2 separate regions of the Homo sapiens genome follow, and region 1 is linked to region 2. A link is a contact called in ENCODE Hi-C data. All regions are on one chromosome and are shown on one strand. The core of a region is the stretch at or near the end of the contact, and the rest is flanking DNA. Distances in the headings are between cores, read along the strand shown.

Evidence for each region. Hi-C counts contacts between places; a loop is a spot of excess contacts on that map. Pooled maps may share reads with other maps.
Region 1: a loop to region 2 is called in a pooled map, with 4 times the contacts of the local background. The contact joins the promoter of CCL3 here to the promoter of CCL15-CCL14 in region 2. A Hi-C loop is called at or near these places in 1 of 37 single-sample maps with no recorded cell type and 2 of 50 pooled maps.

The regions. Positions count from the first base shown.
Region 1 is chr17:36,086,603-36,093,512 of GRCh38, forward strand. It overlaps CCL3 (C-C motif chemokine ligand 3), which reads right to left and starts at 3,541. Exons shown (of 3, transcript NM_002983.3): 1 at 3,384-3,541; 2 at 2,581-2,695; 3 at 1,654-2,160. The coding sequence starts at 3,456. The coding sequence ends at 2,070. CCL3-AS1 (CCL3 antisense RNA 1) reads left to right here. Exons shown (of 3, transcript NR_186417.1): 3 at 2,944-3,260.
Region 2 is chr17:35,999,145-36,005,156 of GRCh38, forward strand. It overlaps CCL15-CCL14 (CCL15-CCL14 readthrough (NMD candidate)), which reads right to left and starts at 2,894. Exons shown (of 7, transcript NR_027922.3): 1 at 2,273-2,894. It overlaps CCL15 (C-C motif chemokine ligand 15), which reads right to left and starts at 2,409. Exons shown (of 4, transcript NM_032965.6): 1 at 2,273-2,409. The coding sequence starts at 2,348. LOC107985068 (a long non-coding RNA gene) reads left to right here and starts at 2,385. Exons shown (of 2, transcript XR_001752854.2): 1 at 2,385-2,472.

The sequences.
Region 1 (6,910 bases), core at 2,291-4,790, 88 kb after region 2:
CCTAAAAAAAAAAAAAAGCCTCATTTCCTCAAAGAAATCAGTTAGCTATTTGATGTGTATCTTTCCAAATATTTGCCTATGTAAATATATATGTATATATGGCATTTAAAAATAAAACAAAATAATATACTTTACAGATAGTTCCATAGCATATGTAGAGAATATATATGCATATACTGAATGTAATTAGGTCTGCCTTTTACATATAATATTATGGACACTTTCCACAGTTATAGATGTGTGCTACTTTTTTTTTACTGACTTCAGAATATTCCACTGATGGACATCTTAATCCTCTACTGATTAATCCCCTACTGATGACTGTTTGCATTTCTTTGCTGTTTGCCAACCACACTGCAAAGAATATCCTCATGTCTACATATCTTATCTTTTGGCAGTGTTTCTATGAAGCAGATTCCTAGAAATGGGATCAGGTCAAATGGGATGTAGTTCACATAGTATATGCATTTTAATATTTGCTAAGTAGTAGTGTTTATGCTTTAAAGAGTTGGAACACTACAATTCTAAACATGTTTGGACACAAAAAATAGATTATTTGAAACAAAATGAAATAAGCATAGCTCGTAAAAATTAACACGTTTGGTTTTCACACAAATATTTTGAATTTCTCTTTCTTCTGCAAAAAGGACCCTAGCTTAGTATGGATTTCTTGTACAGATAATGCAAACAATCCATCTATTAAATAACTTACCTTTCACAGTAAACCTATAGACAGCATCCTGCTCCACACAGAAGCTGATTGTCTTTTCCTTCTCTAACATTAGCTATTTATTTTGTAGAGTGTAGATTCTAGAGAAATAATGTATAATACACCTGTTGCCATATGCAGAGACTTACCACATTTAGAAAACAGTGGTGAATTCTATTGACAGTGGCTCTCAGTCATTAACATGCTATGGAACACCTCATGAGCTTGATAAAAATATCAGTTCCCAGGTCTACACTTAAAGATCCTATTTAAGTGGCTTCAACAATCACTGCTCAAACACTCTATGTCAACTCAGAATCCTGACAGGAAGTGGTTGCAATGGATAAAGTATCATCTGTTAAAGAATGGGGTAAGATTTGAGTATAGGCGGGTCATACTTTGGGAAATAACTTGGTCAATGGTTAACAGCATAGTCTGTAGTTCAATAAAAGTCCAGTTTTGGAACACAATTGACCGTTTACGTGCTGTGTAACCTCAGCCAAGTTGTCTAACCTTTCTGAGCCCTGGGTTACTTTTCTGTCAAGTGGAGGTATTAATAGTACCTAAGCTGTACTATTGCATTGGTAAGATTAAATGAGCAATGTATAAAAAGCGCTCAGTAGGAGGAGTAAGCCTCAACAATGTAAATAATTGCTATTAAGAGCTTGATTCATCATGAATATGCCCTACAGAATACTATGCTTAATGGTGGCCATTCGAGTAGTGAATTCTCCTAGAGCATGCATGTTATGATTTGAGTTATAACATATTCGTAGTTTCAATGTTCCAGAACTGTGTCTCCGTTGTAAAGTGGATAACTCTGTGGTAGCCCTCCCCATCTCTCCCAATTTCCCTCCATTTCACCTCTTCCTAATCTTTGCCTATGATTCCTCTTAACCAGTGATTTTGATTTGCCAGAAAAACAAAACCAAACTCAATACTGGTTTACCTTTTAAAAGAGCATCTTTATTATTTCCCCAGGCCGATCACAGCCCTGAACAAAAGCATCCGATACACATTTGTCAGTCTGGTGGCTTTGGTGCCATGACTGCCTACACAGGCTGATGACAGCCACTCGGTTGTCACCAGACGCGGTGTGAGGGAAGGGGGAGGGGACAGGGGAACTCTCAGAGCAAACAATCACAAACACACTGTGAAATCGAAAATAAATTACAAAAACTAAATAGTATAAATAAATTAAAATTTAAGTTAAGAAGAGTCCCACAGTGTGGCTGTTTGGCAACAACCAGTCCATAGAAGAGGTAGCTGTGGAGGTCACACGCATGTTCCCAAGGCTCAGGCTCCTGCTCCTCCCCACTGGGCCCACCGAGGTCGCTGGGCCTCGAAGCTTCTGGACCCCTCAGGCACTCAGCTCCAGGTCGCTGACATATTTCTGGACCCACTCCTCACTGGGGTCAGCACAGACCTGCCGGCTTCGCTTGGTTAGGAAGCTGTGGAGAAGGGAGGAAGAGTTAAGCACTGGGGAATCCAGCAGGGGAATCCTGGGCCCACCATGGCCCCACCATTCTGCTCTCTGTCCTGGGCAGCTCAGGGCTTGCTCCTCTTTCAGGGGCCCCCTGCCTATCTCTGTCTAGAGAGCTTCTCTCAGTGACTCAGTAGGGGTGGCCCTCAGAGTGTCCCGCTGCCTCCTTCTTCCTGTCCCTTTCCTCTGGGCTGGGGCAGCCCTTCCTGACTCTGTAACACATGCCTCACTCCAGCTCCAAGTCAGGTCACACCTCGGAGCCCTGCGTCCTGTATCCCCGATAGGCTCCTGAAGGCTGGGCCTTTCCAGGATAGCCTTCTGGCCTGTCTCTGCCCCAACCCTGACCCTCCCTACCTCCATAGAGGTGAGCAGGAAGACTGGCACTTACATGACACCGGGCTTGGAGCACTGGCTGCTCGTCTCAAAGTAGTCAGCTATGAAATTCTGTGGAATCTGCCGGGAGGTGTAGCTGAAGCAGCAGGCGGTCGGCGTGTCAGCAGCAACTGTGGAGAAAGGAAGAGAATGAGCCCGAGTCACAGCTCAGAAGAAAAGGCCAGGCAGCTTCTGATCCCCGAGCAGTTGAGGAAGGCAGGCTTGCTCAGACCAAGTGACTGGAAGGCATTTGGGCATTTTTGCTGAGAAATGTCTCTTTGTTTCTGTCTGTATCCTTCTTTCTCCTTGACTCTTCATAGTGGGTTCTCTGTTTCTCTGTGTGATCCAGATACCTGAACGGACTGTTCTCTTATCTCAGTTCTCTTCAGGGAATTTTGTCTGGTTCAAGAAGTCATACCCCAACCCAAGAGAAGCCTTGGACATCTCTCATAAGACATCCAAGGGACAGAGCTCCTGGGAGACCTAGAGTGAGCTGGAGAGTGAACAACATACCCCACTGGGAAGTAAGCAGCCCTGGATTCTGCCTCTTGCTAACTGATTCGTTTCGAACCCTGTTTTTCTATCTGTAAAAGGGACTGTAACTCCCCTGCCCCTGCCTAGATTCTCATACCTGGAGACTAGGGGGCTAAGACCCCTTCTAGAGATAAAAATAAAAGTCTTAAAGAGAAAGACCAAGATGTTTGGCAGCCCTTTAAGAAGTTCTCTTTTCTCTTGGGGGCTTTTAGGCCACAAGAAAAGATTGATGTGGTCTAACCATGGCCAGAGAGTGGTGATACCCACAACGAAACTCAGACTCACGTGATGCAGAGAACTGGTTGCAGAGAGCCATGGTGCAGAGGAGGACAGCAAGGGCAGCAGTGGAGACCTGCATGATTCTGAGCAGGTGACGGAATGTGGGCTCGAGTGTCAGCAGAGCCAAGAAAGGACTGACCACTGTCTGCTGCCCGTGTCCTTCTGAAGTCTGAAACCAGCTCTCCTCTTTATAGGCAGCCCTGGCGGATGGGGAAATGGAATCTGGGGGTGAGGAGGGAAATTTTTAAGCGTAGTGATGCTGTCATGCTAAGTTGCACAACTCAGGGTCCCTGGTGACCACAGGGGCTCAGGATATCCAAGAATAGCATCTTTGAGCTATTCTCTAACTCTCAGCTCTCAACTCATGACTTGTTATAGTTTCATAGGGAAATGGTTTCTCCTGTGAGTGTGAAGAGGGGTATATGTCAACCCAAGGCTATTCTTAGTCAGTCCCTTCTCATAAGAACTGGTCTGTGCATGAACTCTCCAGCCCCATTCCTTCCCACAGAGCTGCAATTCTGCTTCCTCAGCTGCTATAACCACAGGGATAGGGTTGATGGGCTGATGCTGTGGAGGGCTGCACAACCCTTCCTCCTCCCAGAGGCAAAGAACTGAATGAAAGCTGGAGGAATAGAAAGCATGAGGTCATGTTTCAGTCATTTGTCTATTTATTAGTCATGTAGTGACTAGGGCGCTGTGTTAAACGCTAGTTGTGGATCATAAAAATACTTTAGAGGTGGGTGTCAATATGTCAGGTGCCTAGAAATATCTGTAGCCATTAACCTAGAAAAAGCATTTCTAGGAAAGAGTTCTGTGGAAACAACCCAAATATGGAGCCATCTTCAAACATAAAGATACCTGACCCAGCATCGTTTATAACTCTAAAATAAACAAAGCTAAATTTTTCTCCATCAGGGAATGATAAATTATCCACTAGATCATTTATTATTAAGTCTCTAAAATGAATGAAGTGGCATAAATATGCTTATAACATCAGTGGTTAAAAAAAGCAAGATACGACATTATACAAATTCTACAAAGTCTGAAGAATTGTACAAATATATATATATATTTGTACTATATATACATGTATTTGTACATATACACATATATATTTGTACAAATATATATATATTCCTTGCCAACCCTAAGCATGGAAAAAAATACAAAGGCTTGGAAATACATGCCTTAAAGAATGAATAGTTCTTATATTTGTGTGATAGGTCCCTGGGTGATTTATTTTCTTATTTTTTTCTTTTTCTGAATTTTTCTCATTTTACTTAGTTAGACTTTATTACCTTCTTGGTCAGCCCACAAATTTATAAACTAATTTTTAAAAAAACATTTCCAACATCACTGGTTGAAAAATAGGTTGTTGTCAGTTGTTTAATCTGAAAGAAATTATTGATAAATATGCTGAAGTTTCTGTTCAATGGTTTTGGCCAAAATGAAGTCTTGATTTCCCATTTCTTTGAACCATTTTAAGGATCCTATACTATACTTACATAAATCATGCCAAATTGAAGCAGTTTTTTACTTATTCTTTTCAATACATAATTTCAGTGGTGTGGAAGGGTCTCTACCTTCTCAGCCAGATTATATGCTTTTTTTTCTTTTCCATACTTTGTTATTTTATTCTTTCACAATCAATCAGCATACCTCATTTTATAATGAGAAATAGATTTAGTTGGTTTTAATGATCTTTGTTTCTGAGATGCCCCTGATCTCGTGGGGGCAGGTAGAGTGTATGAACAGGTAATTGTAGCATTTAGCCGAAAGTGCTAGGACTCCTAGTAGAAAAAGAAATGAAAGCTCAGAATCCCACGAGGGGAAGAAGTGACCTTCCACCAGAGGGTTGGGGAAGGCTTCATGGAAGGGATGGAACTTTAGTTGTGTCTGGATAACTGCCCGGGATTTAGGCATCTATAGATGAGTGCCCAGCTGAGGCAGAGTCCTGAGTGTGACATTGTGGGTTCAGAGGAAAGAGGGGGTGCTTCAGTGGAGCTGCAGAGCAGTGGGGGTGAATATGGATGATAAAGCTAAATTGGGACCAAACCAGGACAGGCCTTGTATTCCCCCCAAAGGGGTTAGAGTTGATACATTTGATGCTGGAGAATAACAGAGGACAGAAGCCAAGTGCGACCATGCCTTTGGAATTCTGTCCTTTCTAAGTGTCTGTAGACTTAGGTCTTTTAATACACATGGGCTCTGTTTCCTTCCCACCCCAATGATGGCTAGTGCCAGTCTTGAGGGAGGAGAAGCAGAAGCAAGATCAGGGGCCGTGGTAGGTTTCACCGGAGCTTTGGCATCCATGTATCTTCCCCTATTGCTACCAATTCCAAATAAAGGTATCTCTGCCACTTGTATCATTAGAAACCTACATCACAGGCAATGCCTCCTTCTCACCCCACCCTCTGCCTCCCAGCTCTCAGTGATACCCAGAATTGCATTCCCTCACTCACTTCTTAGGGGAACCCCCTCCATACTCGTGATTCCATTTCTGAGAGCTGGCTTCTGTGAGTTGTGGAGAGTGAGAAAAGGAAATGGAAACTGCTGAATCAGTCAGTGTTCTGATAAGGGACATCTTCTATCTCTGTCATTACAGCACCGTGTGTTATAATTAGTTATCTATGTAATTTGCTCTTCAAAAATCTAGACCATGCCCTGTTGATTTTATTTTAGTTTCTTTTTCTCAAGAAATTTATAGTTTAATAAAGGCAATGTGGGAGTTTGGAAACAAATTTTTATTTCACGCTAATGATAGATTAGCAACTACACAAATTTTAGTTCACAATATGTAATTTTTATTGAGTGATCACCATGTGCTGATTTCCATAATAGGGATTCACGTTTGAACTGTCTTCAAAACAACCCTATGATTTAGTTACCAGTATACTTTCTCAGTTGAATAGGTGAAGAAACCAAAGTAAATAGAGGTTAAGCAATTTTCCGAAGGCCGTAAAGCTGATGACTAGCAGAGCAGGGATTCAAATCCAGGTAGTCTGACTCTAGGTACCACACGCTACACGTCCTGTACCACAACTTATTATATTTGATCCTCACAACACTCCTATAATGGTAGATTTTTTAGAGTGTCTTCTCAGATTGTAAACCAACTCCAGACCATGTCTTGTTGGTTGATTTAAACCAAATCCTAGCACATGATGATTATAACATGATGAGCCTCGTGACCTAGTCTCTATCTCTTATTATTGTGTTCTTTATAATAAAGATGATTTATTGAATATATAATTCTATCTCAGTGTTTATATATTTGTAAGACTTTCTCTATCAATCCCCAAACCAGGAACTATCCCTTTGCCATGTGTTTTGCTTGGATTGAAATATAGTTACATGCACAGCATGTGCTTAATTTATATACATTGAATGAATAATATAAGGGAGATGTAGGACGGGGTTGAGTTGGGAGGGTCTTAGACATTTCCTAGGTGGTAAATTGATGTTCCCAGTTGAAATGACGTACCCATGGTCATGTGGATGGAATTGGTCAGTTTTATATTCCACTATCTGTG
Region 2 (6,012 bases), core at 1,644-4,143:
TATTGACTCTGAAATACTAAAAGCAACTGAACCTCACACGGTTCAGTTAATGGAATGTCTACATGATGTGACACAGTCTACAAGTTTTTCTACACATTTCTGGAATAATTTTTTATTATAGGGCTCTGGAAACAGAGAGGTTTTATCAGCGTTTATGGTGGCACAGTATCCCCTTAAGTGAAGTGAGTCTATTATGGTATTTATTCATCCCAGTTAGCAGAAATATTCATGTGTTTGCTACAGAAAAATTGCTGTGTTTGATTGAAATAGTCTTCCTTGGCCCCACCAAGGATAAGTACCATCTAGGTATGTATTACTTTTTTTTTTTTTTTTAATTGAGACAGGGTCTTTTTCTGTCACCCAGGCTGGGGCGCAGTGGTATGATCATAACTCACTGCAGCCTTGAGGTCCTGGGCTCAAGTGATCCTCCTGCCTCAGCCTCCTGAGAAGCTGGAACTACAGGTGCGAGCCACAATGCCTAGCTAATAGTTTACCTTTTTGTAGTGATGAGGTCTTGCTATGATGCCCAGGCTGGTCTTGAACTCCTGTGGTCAAGCAATTCTCCTAGCTCAGCCTCCCAAAGTGCTGGGATTATAGGTGAGCCACCATGCCTAGCGTGTATTACCTTTTAAAAACCAGAGAAATTCTGTATTCCAAAATACATCTAGCCTGATAGGATTTTGATAAGGGATTGCATACCTGTATTATGCTAAATAGAAAAATGCAGCCAGGCGTGGTGGCTCAGGCCTGTAATCCCAGCACTTTGGGAGGCCGAGGTGGGCAGATAACGAGATCAGGAGATTGAGACCATCCTGGCTAACATGGTGAAACCCCATCTCTACTAAAAATACAAAAAATTAGCCGGGCGTGGTGGCAGGCGCCTGTAGTCCCAGCTACTCGGGAGGCTGAGGCAGGAGAATGGCGTGAACCGGGGAGGCGGAGCTTGCAGTGAGCTGAGATCGTGCCACTGCACTCCAGCCTGGGCGACAGAGTGAGACTCCATCTCAAAAAAAAAAAAAAAAAAATCTTTACAGTGGCCAGGCGCGGTGGCTCACACCTGTAATCCCAACACTTTGGGAGGCCGAGGTGGGCGGATCACCTGAGGCCAGGAGTTGGAGACTAGTCTGGCCAACATGGTGAAACCCCGCCTCTACTAAAAAGACACAAAAATCAGCTGGGCTTGGTGGCGCATGCCTTAATCCCAACTACTCTGGAGGCTGAGGAAGGATAATTCATTGAACCTGGTAGGCAGAGCTTTCAGTGATCCGAGATCGCACCACTGCACTCCAGCCTGGGAGACAGAGTGAAACTCCATCTCAAAAAAAAAAAAAAAAAAAAAAATCTTGACAGCTCGGGAGAGACTGCCCATTGCAGGGCTAACCAATTCATAGAGATAGCTAAGGGTTTAGACCTTTCATATACAAATCAAAAAATCCTGAGCCCATATGCCCATCCACCTCCTTTGCTAACTCACACACACCAAGCCAGTATTTCCACTGCTCTAAATCATCCTAAGGATGAGTACTAGACAGCTAGAGACTATCCCTATACCCCAAAGCCTGAAAGGCTTATTCAGACTACCCAGCCCTAAAGTGTATGCTCTGTGCTGCCTTGCTTTCCCCCGAGAAACCCCAATAAAGGTTCTGGCATAGGTTGTCCCTTCCCTCCTGTTTGTGACTCCTGCCCGTGACTCCTGCCCGTGACTCCTGCCCTGGATGCTTCCCTTGGGGCCCCGTGTGTCACGGTGTACCTCCTTCTCTTGGGAAATGTAAATAATACATTCTTTTTTCAATGTCATTGACCTCTTTGCGTTGACATTCACCTCCACAAATTAAGATTCCACAGGAACAAGTGAGACAGTGATCTTGGGTGAGTCACTTACCTGGCTGGTTCCTTTTCCTCTCACAAATCATAATTTTACACCAGATGGTAGATAGCAGTTCTAGCACCATAAAATTGTATGATTCTTTTTACAAATTTACAATTTAATTACAGTTCTTTTGTTCCAGCTAAAATATCAGCTAAGGGAAAAAATCAGATAATTTTTGCTGTGAAAAGGGAAATAATTGGCCCCAAATGGGACCAGTCATCTGTGTACCTTTCCCCGCCAGGGTCCAAAGGCTGCAGACAGAGCCAGGTCTATACCCTGCTGGTGCTTTTTAAATAAGTTCCATAACCATGTCTGGGCTGGAGAGTAGTCACAACATGTCTCCGTCCCAGAGCTTGAGTTACCATGGACCTGGTCACCTGGGAGAAAGCTCACTGGACTCACCATTTGTGAACTGGGCCTGGGATCCAAGGACAGCAACAAGCATGAGGCAGGAGAGGGCAGCCACGGAGACCTTCATCCTCCTGGTGGGCAGGCAGGGCTGGCCGAGGACTCCTGGGCTCACTGCTTCCTGGCTCCCCGGGATACCAGCTCTGCCCTTGTATTTATAAGAAGAGGAGGATCCAGGAAGTCCCAGGGCAGAGGTCAGAATGCTCTTCTTTAGCTATATAATAGTTACCATGCAGTTTCTAAAAAGAGAACAAGGCTGAGAGTGCAACAGAAAGTAGAGGACAAAGATGACTTGAACTGTCCCTGTGGATTTCCCGAATTATCCCAATAGCTACAGGCAGATAAAAAAAAATGTTTCAAGGAAGAGTCTTCCCTCCAGGAGATTAATCTAATCCTCTAAGCCTGAGATAGGAGTGGGGGACTATCTTAGACTCTTGGATTCAGGATTGGGATGTGGTGAATGCTGCCTTTTTTCCCTTTCCAGTTCTATTCCTGTAGTTCCAACCAGGAGGTGTTAGCAGTGGTGAATCCATATCAGTCTGCAGCAGCCTCAGTTCTTGCCTCCTCAGAAGAAATAATTCAACTGAGGGGTATAAGGCAGAGTGAGAGACCGAGACAAGATTTAGAGCAGGAATGAAAGTAAAGAACACTTGGAAAAGTGCCAAGCAGGTGACTGGAGAGATTCAAGTGCCTGGTTTGACCTTTGGATTGGGGTTTTATATGCTGGCATTCCGCATGCGCAGTGGTCTGCCAGCACTAGGGAGGGGCTGCATGCACAGTGTGCTTACTGGAGTTGTACGCATGCTCACTTGAGGCATTCCTTCTTGACCAGTCAAGTGTTCCTAGGTCACATACCAGTTGAACTCTGCCATTTTGCCTCTTAGTGCACATACTTGAGCCTACTTGCCTGACTCCTGAGATCTTAATGGGAAACTGTTGATCACCAGTTTGAGATATTTCTATCTATTGGGAGACTGTCTTTGCTGGTGCTGGCTTTGACCAATTACTGTTTTAGAGAGACAGTGTAACAACTGCCTGACCATCATCTGATGGTTGTCTGACATTCATGGTGGGGCAGGGGGCTCTCCCGCCCTGCTCATGTCTGAATAACTACCTACTATGAAACAGGGATTTTTTTTTTTTTTGAGACGGAGTTTTGCTCTTGTTGCCCAGGCTGGAGTGCAGTGGTGCATTCTCACTCACTGCAAACTCCACCTTCTGGGTTCAAGCGATTCTCCTGCCTCAGCCTCCTGAGTAGATGGGATTACAGGCATGTGCCACCACACTCAGCTAATTTTGTATGTTTAGTAGAGACGGGGGTGTTCACCATATTAGTCAGGTTGGTCTCGAACTACTGACCTCAGGTGATCCACCTGCCTCGGCCTCCCAAACAAAGGGACTTCAAAGGTAAGAATGAGTCAAGCTGGCCACGAAAATGGAGAACTGGAAAATCTCAAGATTAGAGGCTAGAAGACCTTCCCAGGCACTGATGATGCCACGTCAAGTTCTAACCACCCCATCTTGGACCTTCAAGTGCCTCCAAAGCCTATGATAAAGGGTGGCCACCAGAGGGAATTCTCTAATCTGCGAACTTGGCTGTGATTTTTCAAACAGAATCTGCCAGTGGCTTCTCATGGACTTGAGTCAACTCCAAGGTTTGTGTATGAGTGTAGAAAGTCCTTCAGAATAGGGTTCTCCTTATATGCACAACTCCTCTAGTTTCTAATGTAATGGCATTTAAATGCATATTAAGTTTAAATAGTGATGCACCTATTAATTTAGATTTTATACTTTTTTCTTTTGGAGTTAATTTTTTTTTTCAGGACCCCAATACTAAATGCCTAATGGGTAAATTGGCCCTGTGCAATACTAATTCCTAGCAACCCATTAACTCTACTCAGCAGTCAGCTCTGCCAGAAAGACTTCTTGGCTGTCGCTCCCACGAGGCTGGGCCAGGTGTCCCTTTTCAGTGTTTCTGGTACAGCATCTATCTGGTACTTAAATCTACGATAGCACCAGTCACATTCTATTTTAAGTGCTTATTTATTTAATGGCTCTCCTCATTCCCCCGCCCCCATACAACAGGCTGTGTGTGTGTGTGTGTGTGTGTGTGTGAGACATTAAAAAAAAACATGGCCAGGTACAGTGGCTCATGCCTGTAATCCCAGCACTTAAGCTTGAGCTCAGGAGTTCCAGACCATCCTAAGCAACAAAGCGAGACCTCATTTCTACAAAAAAAAAAAAACAGGCTTGGTGGCACGGGCCTGCAGTCCCAGTTACTTGAGAGGCTGAGGCAGGAGGATTTCTTGTGCTTGGGCGTGCTGCAGGCTGCAGTGACCTATGATCACACCACTGTACTCCAGCCTGGGTGACAGAGTGAGACCCTGTGTCAAAACAAAACAAATCAGCCACATAACATGAGATTTACCCCCTTAACAAACTTCCAAGTGTGCAGTTACAAGGTCCTTGAAGAATGTCTCCAACGGTGAGATAGATACCGTACCTGCTGCACAAAAACCATCGCATTGCAGTAAAGAGTTATTACTCAGATCAATCTCATCGAAGGCTCACAGGTTAAAAGTTTTTGAAAGGTAGTTTGGGGGAGGAGATGAATGTGGCTAGGCAAAGGGAGCTTGCTGCTGACTGCTTGGGGGGTGCAATCATAGAGGTGTGGGAAATTCACCTCCTGTAGGCTGAATGGCTTCTGGGTGGTGCCGCAGGAGCTGTTGGTGGGTCCAGGTGGAACCATCATCAGTATCTCAATGCAAAAAAAAACCTGAAAAGGTATCTCAGAAGGCCAAACTTAGGTTCTACAGTAGTGATGTTATCTGCAGGAGAAATTGGGAAGTTGCATATCTTGTGACCTCCACAATAATGGCTGGCAATCATTTATGTCTGCACTTTCACCTTAGCAAAATTCAGGCTCCTCTATCCTCCTAGCCTGGTAGTCTCTCATTAGCTTTACAAAAGTGGTTGAGTTTTGGGGAAGGGCTAATCATCTAAACTATAAACTAAATGTCTGGCAGCTTGAAAGCTAAAGGCAAGAAGAGAGTGGGCTAGATCAGATCTTCCCATTGTCATGGTTTTCTCACTGTTATAATTTTTGCAAAGTTGGTTTCATTAGTATAAAACAAATGGTGTGAGTCTGCAAGTACAAATGCAGAATGATGATAATGAAAGGAAGACAAGTATTACTCTCTTGGTTAATAAGAAAAAAGGTTGCTAAAAACCTTAGCCAAATTAAATTTAACAGAGTTTAACTGAGCAAAGAACAATTTGCGAATAAGGAAGCCTCTTGAGCCAGAGTAGGTTCATAGAGACTCCAGCACAGCCACGTGGTAGAAGATTTATAGACAGAAAAAGAAAAGTGATCACAGGAAATGGAAGTGAGGTACAGCAACAGCTGAATTTATTACAGCTGGGTGTTTACCTTATTCAAACATGGTTTGAATAGGTGGTCCCCTTTGACTGGACAAAACTCAGTGATTGGCACGAGAGTAGGTTACAGCCTGTTTACACCTCGATTCAGGTTACAGTTCACTATGTACAGATTAGGCTGAACTTAAAATAAGTGAGAAGGCAGCTTTAGGCTAAAGTTGATTTAACAAGGTCAATTAAAAATTGCTGGAAAATAAGAATCTACATGAGGTTATCATGGGTTAAATATTAAGTAAATGACAATGTTGTGTCATCTGGGCAAATGATAAAAGACAGTTTTTATTTTTGTTTTTTAA